2 separate regions of the Homo sapiens genome follow, and region 2 is linked to region 1. The links are chromatin loops, found by intact Hi-C in ENCODE. Cell type or tissue: B cell. All regions are shown on one strand. Links, peaks and the distances in the headings refer to the core of each region. The heading gives the core; the rest is flanking DNA.

The links. Hi-C counts contacts between places; a loop is a spot of excess contacts. Peaks named below come from ENCODE experiments on the same cell type or tissue, not always from the same donor. Only the 100,000 strongest peaks of a DNase experiment are listed, where the experiment ranks them.
Region 2: a loop joins it to region 1, with 13 times the contacts of the local background. A loop is called at or near these places in 11 of 110 quality-filtered maps.

What each region holds. Positions count from the first base shown.
Region 1 is chr12:55,070,691-55,076,174 of GRCh38, forward strand. No RefSeq gene overlaps it. Among named protein-coding and RNA genes, the nearest start is that of OR9K2, 53 kb to the right of the region's middle. In B cell, for the core only: CTCF peaks have their summits at 1,589 (motif pointing left), 2,591 (motif pointing left) and 2,791; DNase peaks (open chromatin) are centred at 1,591 and 2,531; H3K27ac peaks cover 383 bases.
Region 2 is chr12:55,140,190-55,145,673 of GRCh38, forward strand. No RefSeq gene overlaps it. Among named protein-coding and RNA genes, the nearest start is that of OR9K2, 17 kb to the left of the region's middle. In B cell, for the core only: CTCF peaks have their summits at 3,267 (motif pointing left) and 3,468; a DNase peak (open chromatin) is centred at 3,272.

The DNA.
Region 1 (5,484 bases), core at 1,328-3,827:
ATGTTGTCCTTGATTAATTGTACTTTTCTTATTTAGTCCTCAATTTACTGGTTTGAAGCCTGAGGACAATAACAGATTTTCCCTCAAAGAGTTATTAGAGTCAGACAGAGAGCAGAATTCCAGAAAATTGGTAAGGAGTTGGCAGAAGTTAGCTATTATCACAAGCTATCTACAGTTTTGAAAAAAATGACTATGTTTTGTTAGAAATAGGCACAAAAGGGTATATACATATTTGATTTACTGTATTTGTAAAATAAGCCAGGTTGATATGAGAATTTTCCTAAAGCAGATTTAGTAAAAATTTTGTCCAGGAATCATATTTGTGCAAAAATTTGCTACCCTACTCAGAGTAGGGATACTATATTTCATCCTTGAATTCCTGTGGCCTAGCACAGTGTGTGTCTTGATTAGTTTTTTGTTGCTGTAACAGAATACATTATAGTGTATTCTGGGGAAACTTATTAAGAAGAGAAATTTATTTCTTACAGTTCTGGAGACTGGGATGTCCAAGGTCAAGACACTGGCAGGCTTGGTGTCTGCTTCCAAGATGGTGCCTTGAATGCTGCATCCTCCAGAGGGGAGGAACACTGTTCCTCACATGGCAGAAGAGCAGAAGGGGAACCCACTTCCAAAAGCTCCTTTATTGCAACATTAATTCATTCATTAGGACTGAGCCCTCATGACCTAAACACCTCCCATTTGGTGCCACCTCCCAACACTGTTACATTGATGATTAAGTTTCCAACACATGAGTTTGGAGTAGACAAAAACATTCAAACCATAGCAGAGCCTTACATTTAGTAGTCCTATATATGTTGGCTGAAGTGAAGTGAGAGATGGCAAGAGGTACAAAAAGGGATGGTCAGATGCATTTTGTTTTGTCTGGTCCATCATGTTGTACATCACACCACAAACCCCAGTTTCACATAAATGAGCTAGGGTGACCAACCATCCTGGTTGCCCACCTCAGAACTTTCCCTGTTTTAGAACTGAGAAACCTCTCAGGCCCAGGAAAACCAGAATATTTAGTTACCTGACTGGGTTCAGCTTTAATGAGAATCTGACTTTAAGGTCAAGTAAAAGGTTTATCTACTTCTATAGCCCAATATTACTTAAACGTGAGAGATATCCATTCCTTTTATCATCAAAATAAACAAATGAAGTTCAGCCAAAATACGAATAAGGCTCTTGATATCAGAATATCTCCTATTTTGTTGTGGGAAAGGGGGTAGGAAATGGGAAGATACTGAAAGGAGAGTGTTAGGTCAGGGAGAGCTGGAACTAGAAAAAGGTCTGGAGTGATGCAGGATTTTTCTCAGCCCCTTTGTCAGACTAATGACAGGGGTGCCCTGTTTACTTGGCCCACCACACTCAACCCTTTGTGAGAGAGAGCATGTGAGTAAGTGAGTGGGATCCAGCCAGCTGCTTTGGGCACCAGCAGGAGCAAGCTCAGTGTGGAGCCTGCAGTGGTGCCCAGGTGGGGGTGCCTGCCACCCCAAAACCCCAGAGGGCATGTTTGCAGTGCTCTCATAGCTCTGCCATCTGCAGACAGCAGTGTCTTAGCAGCTCGGTTGGCCCGTTGCCTCATTGTGTGGGGTGGCTGCCCTCTGCTGGCAAGGGCAAAGAGCCAATGTGGCAGCCTTTTTTGGGTACCTGCACTCAGTGGGTTCTGAGCTCTTGGATGCTGGACAAGAAGAATGAGGTTAGCCTTGAAGGATGGTGAAGGCGGAGAATTTTATTAAGTGATGGAAATTGTTCTCAGTGGACAGGGGAGCTGGACAGGGGATGGGACAAGCAGGTAGTCTTTCCCCCAAAGTCCGGCTGGCTCTTTCACGAAGTCCAGCCAGCTATTCCCTGAAGTCAAGCCACCTCAGTGAAGTCAAGCTGCCTCTCTTCTCTACTGACTGAGTCTGGGGTCTTTATAAGCACAGGATGGGAGTGGGGGCAGGCCATAGGTAGTTTTGGAAAAGGCCATGTTTGACTGGTAAAAAGACATTACTCAGAAAGAGCCAATTGGGAGAGAGTGGGCAAAGAGGAATGGAAGTTCTCACTTTGGGCTGCAGGTCTCAGGCCACTTTGGCATGAAGGTGGGTTTTCACCGGGGACCCGCCCCGTCTGCCTAGAATTTCTCTGCCTCCTGCCTCTATCAGGAGGACCTAAGCAAAAATTTTGCTCACTACTTAGTTTACATATTTTGTTATTCCACCGTATCATTTCTCTTAGAAATAACAGTCCCTAGAGGATCTGGGATAGAGAAAGGCCACAGTGAATGTTTATAATACTGTGAAGGAGCTGCCCTGGAAACTAAAAGATCAGGTTCTAATCCTGGTTCTGTCATGAACTATTTTTGACCTTTGATAAGTCGCCTACATTTTCAGAAATTCAGTTTCCTCTTTGGACTCTGAAGGAAAATGTGGGCTCAATTGATCAAAAGATCCTAGTTCTTTGTAGATCGAATACTTAGGATTTAATAGGAACATCCTCTCAGAAGCCCATCATGACTTTTCACCACTGACTAGGCCAAGTATTGATGGTGCTATCATGGGGATGTGCTGCCACCTTGCGGTAGTTTGAGTTGTCCGCATGCACTAGTTTACTAGGAAAATCTCTGATTTATTTTCCTACAATATGTTGTTATTTTCACCCAAAGGAACACATTCTTTTAAAATTTGGAATCCTTAGGATATCTTCATTTACTTAGATTTTTTTGTAGCAATATTTTGTAGTTTTAAATGTAGAAATATTAAACATCCTTGATAAAATTTATACCTTTATTTTGATATTATAAATGGTACTTTTAATATTAAAATAAATTTAATTTTACAATTTCTGTTGTTAGTATATAGTAATAAATTGATTTTTATATATTAATTTTGTATCCCAAGATTTTTTTAGATTTATCTTTCGGTTTTAGCAGTTTTTTGAGGGTGGTAAGGGGGCTAGATCCTTAGGATTTTCTATATGCAAAATTATGTAATTTTGAATAAGGAAATTTAAACTTCTTCTTGACCAATCTGTATGCCTTTATCTTCTTTTCACCATTGAATATGATGTCAAAAGGTTTTAGTAGACAACACTAATAGAATGCTTACTGTTGTTTCTGTAGTCTTATAAAAGTATGAAATACATTAATCTTATTTATTTATTTATTTATTTATTTATTTATTTATTTTTGAGATGGAGTCTTGCTCTGTCGCCCAGACTGGACTGCAGTGGCGTGATCTCAGTTCACTGCAACCTCCACCTCCTGGGTTCAAAAAATTCTCCTGTCTCAGCCTCCCAAGTAGCTGGGACTACAGGAGCATGCCACCACGCCTGGCTAATTTTGGTATTTTTAGTAGAGTCGGGGTTTCGCCGTATTGGGCAGGCTGGTCTCGAACTTCTGACCTCAGGTGATCCACCCACCCTGGCCTCCCAAAGTGCTGGTATTACAGGCATGAGCCACTGCGCCTGGCCACATTAATCTATTTAATCATCATAGTCCTCTGGGATATGTACTATCATTGTTCCTGCTTTAAAGATGACGAAATTAAAGTTTAAGGAGGTTAAATGTCTTACCTGAGGTCATCAATGACAGAGCTATCAAATGGAGGAGCTGGATTTTAAACTTATTCATTATGTTATTCTACTGCTTTATGCTTCTTCCAAGAATTCTTAAAAGTTACATTTATTGTGGTACAGTTTCTTAGGCTTTGTTTATCTGAGAATATTTTTATGATATCCTTACACTTACGTTATAAAATTTTAGATTCTAACTTCTTGACTCAATTCTTTCAGTGCAACCTTTAAGAAATCAAATGGCAACATCATTCTTCTTTTAAGATCATCTGCTGTTTATTTCTGAAGGGTTTTCCAGATCTCTCTGTATTGTAGATATTTCTAATTTTTTCTATAACATGTCACTGTATTTTCTCCTTAAGTGTCATGTTTAGTCTTCTGTGTTCCCTTTTTGTTTGAAATTGTTCACATATGTATGTTTTATGTATAATTCTTACAAATTTTCAATCAGCGTGGCTGTTCTTAAGCATGTTTCCATTCATGTTTGAGCTAGGGATAAAAATAATGAGATGGTGAGGGACTTCCTAAATTTAAAATAAACATCTATTCATCTAAAGATCATGGAATTCTATTTTTTTTCCCAATTGCTTTGATAAAAAGCAAACAACATGAAAAAGTTATTGGCAGGTTGAAAAGTCTAACAGAAAACATTTGCTTAAAGCTGGTCTTCGGCTCTTTGTTTCCACTTTTATGACGATTAGGAAGCACCTGGACTAAGCCGGCAAGGCACCATGCCAAATGGAGCAGAAACAAGTTGCTCAGAAATTCATTAAATTTACATCTTAATGAAAACTATTTTCTGCCTAGAAACAGTATGAATATAATAAATCCCAGTGGGGAGATTCTGGGTTTGTTGGATAGGACTGAAAATGAAGAAAGTTTTTGTGTTGTAGTTGCAATTGTTAAATGATGAAAGAGAAGTTCTAAGAGCACTAGTGATTGGGAGACTAGGAGACATGTTTTTTCTATATGTAGAGTTCCAATTCAAACCCCCTAAATGATTCATAGACTACTTGACATTGTCTATAAATCACTAACCAGTGACTTTTATTGGGTTTAACTCATCTTCTCCAACTTCTAAAACTGAAGAAGCTTCTGGGCAATCTCAATTGACAAAATTATTTAGCCACCTCTTCTAATATTACTTCTAAAGGATATATTTAACATGAATAACAGACCTTGGATTCAATTAATAAAATGATTTATTCTTCATAATTAAAAAAGAATAATCAATTTCTTTTTTTAATTTTAATTTTTATTTTAAGTTTCAGGGTACATGTACAGGCTATGCAGGTTAGTTACATAGGTAAACATGTGCTATGGCGGTTTGCTGCACCTATCAACCCATCACCTAGATATTAAGGCCTGCATGCATTAGCTATTTCTCCTAATGCTCTCCCTCCCCCTACCCCATACCCTGACAGGCCGCAGTATGCATTGTTCCCCTCCCTGTGTCCATATGTTTTCATTGTTCAGCTCCCGCTTATGAGAACCTGCGGTATTTGGTTTTCTGTTCCTGTATTAGTTTGCTAAGGATAAAAGCTTCCAGCTCCATCCATGTCCCTGCAAAGGACATGATCTTGTTTTTTTATGGCTGCATAATATTCCATGGTGAATATGTACCACATTTTCTTTATCCAGTCTATCCATGATGGGCATTTGGGTTGATTCCATGTCTTTGCTATTGTGAGTAGTGCTGCAATGAACATATGCATGCATTTATCTTTGTAGTAGGATGATTTATATTACTTTTGAGTATGTACTCAGTAATGGGATTGCTAGTTCAAATGGCATTTCGGGTTCTAGATCTTTGAGGAATCACCACGCCATCTTCTCCAACGGTTGAACTAATTTACATTCCCACCAACAGTGTAAAAGCATTCTATTTCTCTGCATCCTTGCCAGCATCTGTTGTTTCTTGACATT
Region 2 (5,484 bases), core at 1,874-4,373, 70 kb after region 1:
AAACTAGGTAGTGAAGGAACATATCTCAAAACAATAAGAGCCATCTATGGCAAACCTATAGCTAACATCATACTGAATGAGCAAAAGCTGGAAGCCTTCCCCTTGAGAACCAAAACAAGACAAGGATGCCCATGCTCACCATTCCTATTCAACATAGCACTGGAAGAAATAATAGGCATCCAAATAGGAAGAGAGAAAGTGAAAGAATAGGCATCCAGATAGGAAGAGAGAAAGTGTTTGTGTTGGCAGACAACATGATTCTAAACCTGGAAAATCTCAGTTTGCCCAAAAGCTTCTTAAGCTGATAAACAGCTTCAGCAAAGTTTCAGAATGAAAAAAATCACTGTACAAAAATAGGTATCATTTTAATACACTAACAATATTCAAGTTGAGAGCCAAACCAAGAATGCAATCCCATTCACAATAGCCACAAAAGGAATAAAATACCTAGGAATACAGCTAACCAGGGAGGTGAATAATCTCTATCACAAGGATTACAAAACACTGCTGAAAGAAATCAGAGATGACACAAACAAATGGAAAAAATTCCATGTGCATGGATAGGAAGAATCAATATTGTTAAAATGCCCATACTTCCCAAAGCAATTTACAGATTCAATGCTATCCATATCAAACTACCAATGATATTCTTCTCAGAATCAGAAAAAACTATTTTAAAATTCATATGGAACCAAAAAAGAGCTCAAATAGCAAGGCAATATTAAGCAAAAGTAACAAAGTTGGAGACATCAGGTTATTCAATTTCAAACTATGTTACAAGGCTACAGTAATCAAAACAGCATGGTTCCAGTACAAAAACAGACACATAGACCAATGGAACAGAATAGAGAGCCCAGAAATAAAGTCATATGCCCACAACCATCTGATCTTTGGCAAAATAAACAAAATCAAGCAATGGGAAAAGGGGTCCCTATTCAGTAAATGATGCTGGGATAACTGGCTAGCCATATGCAGAAGATTGAAACTGGACCCCTTTCTTATACCATCTACAAAAATAAATTCAAGATGGATTAAAGACTTAAATGTAAAACCTAAAATTATAAAAATCCTGGAAAATGAAAATAACCTAGAAAATACCAATCTGGACATAGGCCCTGGCAATGATTTCATTACAAAATGCCAAAAGCAATTGCAACAAAATAAAAAATTGACAAATGGGACCTAATCAAAGTAGAGAGCTTCTCCACAGCAAAAGAAACTGTCAACAGAGTACACATACAGCCTACAGAATAGGAGAAACTATGCATCTGACAAAGTTCTAATATCCAGCATCTATAAGGAACTTAAACAAATTAACAAGCAAAAACCAAATAACCCCATTAAAAAGTGGGCAAAAGACATGAAGAACACTTTTTGAAAGAAGACATACACATAGCCAATAAGCATATGAAAAAATGCTCAACACTACTATTAGAGAAATAGTAGAGAAATGCAAATGAAAACCACAATGAGATACCATCTTATACTAGTCCAAATGTCTATCACTAAAAAGTCAAAAAATAGATGCCAGAGAGGTTGTGGGGAAAAGGGAAGGCTTATTCACTGCTGATGAGAATGTGAATTAGTTCAGCTATCATGGAAAACAGTGTGGCAATTTCCCAAAGACCTTAGAAGTATCATTTGACCAAATAAATAAATAGAAATATATAAAAAAACATGAAAAATTTCCTTTCCTTTAAACACGTTAGCATTGGTAAGAAAAAGAAACTAAAATATATGACCAGATTAAAAAATAAGTACAACTTCTAGAAACAAAAAAAAGTAAAATTAAAAGCTTAATAGTAAAACAAAGTTTACCTTAAAATTGAAAATGTAAATACAGATGAAGGATAACTGAAGAAAGAATTAGGATACTTGAAAAAAAAAAACAGCAAAAAGAGACAGAGATAGATGATACCAATAGTGTTAGAGAGTCTGCAATATGTCCAGTGGAAATGATGGAATTAAAGAAAGAGAATATGGGTTGGTAAAATGATGCCAAACAGAAGGTACACTACAAAAAATGTACCATAGTGAAAACGCACAATACCAAAGACAAAGAGAAGAAGCCAGAAGGAAAGACAAAATAAAGATAAGTTTAGTAAAGGAAAACTTAGACTGATGGCTGAATTCCCAAAAGAGATGAAACTGATTGTATTATCTCAATAGATGCCGAAAAGGCACTTGATATAATCAGAAAAATGCAAAAATAAGTCCACAATGAGATGATGCAATATCATGACCATAATTGTATAAAAACATTTTAAAATATGATTGCTACCAGCTACTGGCAAGGATATCAATCAATGTGGCATGTAATATGATGATGATAGGAACTAAATGATTTGTTATTATCTTCTAAAATTAAGAAATGCCCTATGGTTCTGCATAGTTTATGCATATATATGTGTGTATACATATGTATGAAATATATTACATATTCATCAAATGCTTAACATTTTAACAGAATATTTATTCTTGAGCTCACATATTCTTTTTAGGGTAATCATCCCTTCTGATACACGTATGTTTAAAGCTGCATTGGTAAATGATACTTGCTCATAAGTTTTCCTTATTTATTTATTTGAAATCCTTTTTTTTACCAATTTGAAATGCTTTCCCCCACAACAGATATACAACATTAGGTGTAAAGCTATTTGTCTCAGGGCATTGATGTTATCATACCACTGTTTTCTGACTCATATGTATACACACATATATATGCATAAACTATGCAGAACCATAGGGCATTTCTTAATTTTAGAAGATAATAACAAATCATTTAGTTCCTATCATCATCATATTACATGCCACATTGATTGATATCCTTGCCAATAGCTGGTAGCAATCATATTTTAAAATGTTTTTATACAATTATGGTCATGATATTGCATCATCTCATTGTGGACTTATTTTTGCATCTTTCTGATTATATCAAGTGCCTTTTTGGCATCTATTGAGATAATACAATCAGTTTTATCTCTTTTTCTATTAATGTGGTGAATTATATTAATTGGTTTTCTAATATTAAACCAACTTTACATTTCTGAGATATAATCAACTTTTTCATAATGCACTACACTTTTTTACATTTTAAATCCTATTTTAACATAACAAAAAAGTTTCAAAATGTATTTTTTTCCCCTTAAGAGTAAGGATCTTGTTGTGAAGTAAATGGTGTGATCCAGGATGTGCGGAACTGCTCAGGATTTCTGGGTAGTTGTGGCTCCAGAAGGAAATCCTGTACTCAATTGTAGTTTGCTGCCATCTGGTGGCTGTTGTCTACTGCCATGAAATCTAAAGATTCTGGGTACTGTAAAGAATGGAACTTCGAGCACAATGGTAAGAAATCTAACTATTTCCAAGAAACCTGGTTTTCATCCCCACCATATTACCCTGAGCAAGGAAGATTGGTTGAAAATAAATGGAATTGTGCGAGCCACCCTCTAACTCCTTGTTTCCCAAGATAAAGTTGTCTGACACTGTCTGCCTTGTTTTCCCTCCCCTCCTTTTGTTTTTTTCCCTCACTGAAAATAATTCCTGTAAGATTTCATCCCTGTTCCAGAAAAGGGATGAAGAGAAAATGGAAAATATTTGCCAGTAACATTATATCTGAACTTGTCTTATTCTGAGGTGCATTTTCATGGAGTTTCACTGAACTTCATTTATAATTGTGTATATGTTCATCATCAAGACAGAACATTATTTATTTTCCTCATAATAACCATGGCACCTTTTGGACTCAAGCTTGTATTACATCATTAAAAGGTGAAGTTTTTCTTCTTTTTATTCTAAAGAGGTGGTTGAAATTTTCTGCTCCTTGAAGGTTTGCAAAAACTGACAAGATGCCATCTGGACAAGTGTTTTTTATGGGAAGAGTTTTGAGGAATGATTTTAGTGGTTAACAGAAGGGGTTATAATCAAAATATTTAACAGCTGTTCAGTAATTGATATATACAAATGCTTATATATCAATACGTAAATCAATAAAAAGTCCCTTTTATGATCTTAGTAAACTGCTTAATGAATGATAAAATTTTTAGCAAATCTATTGATTTTTACAAATTATTGGGGGAATCTTTGGATTTACATCTTACCACTAAATACTGTCTGAGCCACAGTTTGATGTGAAACAACTAGACTAGACCAAACCATTACAAAAGTTGTCCCATTAAATGAAAAGTTATCACATGATGTGGTGTTCAAAAGAATTTTTTTCAGCAAAATTTCTATAGTGCTGAATTCTCTTCAAATTTCTGATAACTATTATCAACATTTGAAGTTTTCTGGCTCCTTTAATGCTCTCTGATATTTTTTATATTCAATAACTCCATTATTCAAGAAGACAAAATCATTTTTCCACTGACATATTTAATTAGATGATTTAAATTTATTAATGTTTTTTATTTTCTTTCTTTCTTTTCTTTTTCTTTTTCTTTTCTTTTCTTTTTCTTTTTCTTTTTTTTTTTTTTTTTTGAGACAGCATCTGGCTCTGTCGCCCAGCAGAGGTGCGATCTTGGCCCACTTCAAACTCCACCTCCTGGGTTCCAGCAATTCTCATGCCTTAGCCTCCCAAGTAGCTGGGATTGCAGGCAGGTACCACCTCGCCTGGCTAAATTTTGTATTTTAAGTAGAGACTAGGTTTTGCTATGTTGGCCAAGCTGGTATGAAACTCATGGCCTCAAGCCATCTGCCTGCCTTGGCCTCCCAAAGTGTTGGGATTACAGGTGTGAGCCACCACGCCCAGCCTGTTTGTTTACTTTTTATTCAAAAAAGTATGCAAATGTTCAATAGAGTTTCTTATGCAATAGTTTGAAAGAACTTAAAAGTTCACTACATGTTTTTTACTGTTGTCTAAATCAATTTTTTTGCTTTTCTTTACATTTTAATTTTTAATTATTTTATCATCAAATTATTGATCATAGTTTTTATTTATTTTATGTTGGTAATTTTTATTTATTGTATATAAAAATAATGAAATAAAGTTCCTTGTTTTGCAATGAAAGTGTATTAGTCAAACTTCTCCAGAAAAGCAGAGAAACAGCAGGATGTATATAAATGAAGAGATTTATCATGAACAAATTGGCTTATTCAAATCCCTATAAGGTTGTCCTGAAAATATTTATTATTAAAACCAGTTTTTTAACATCAAATATAAATTTTGATACGGTATTTTAGGTATTGTGCTTTCCAAATTAGTGAAATTCACAAAAACTAATAAATGATCTTCTAAATCCCAAATTTTACATTTTAGATAAGTTATTTAAATTTTTAAGGTTAAAAAATAAAGATTTTTTGATAATAAGTAATGTGTCCATGATTTATATATTTTTCTAAATTAGATGCCTTTTTTAGTAGATGCACATTTTAACCAATTTGGAACATAGCTAGATTACAAAAATATTTCTCAGTACCATTATTTTTATCATAGACCCCACTGAAATTTTACCAATTGACCTGACAATTCTCTTGTTAGGAAAAAAA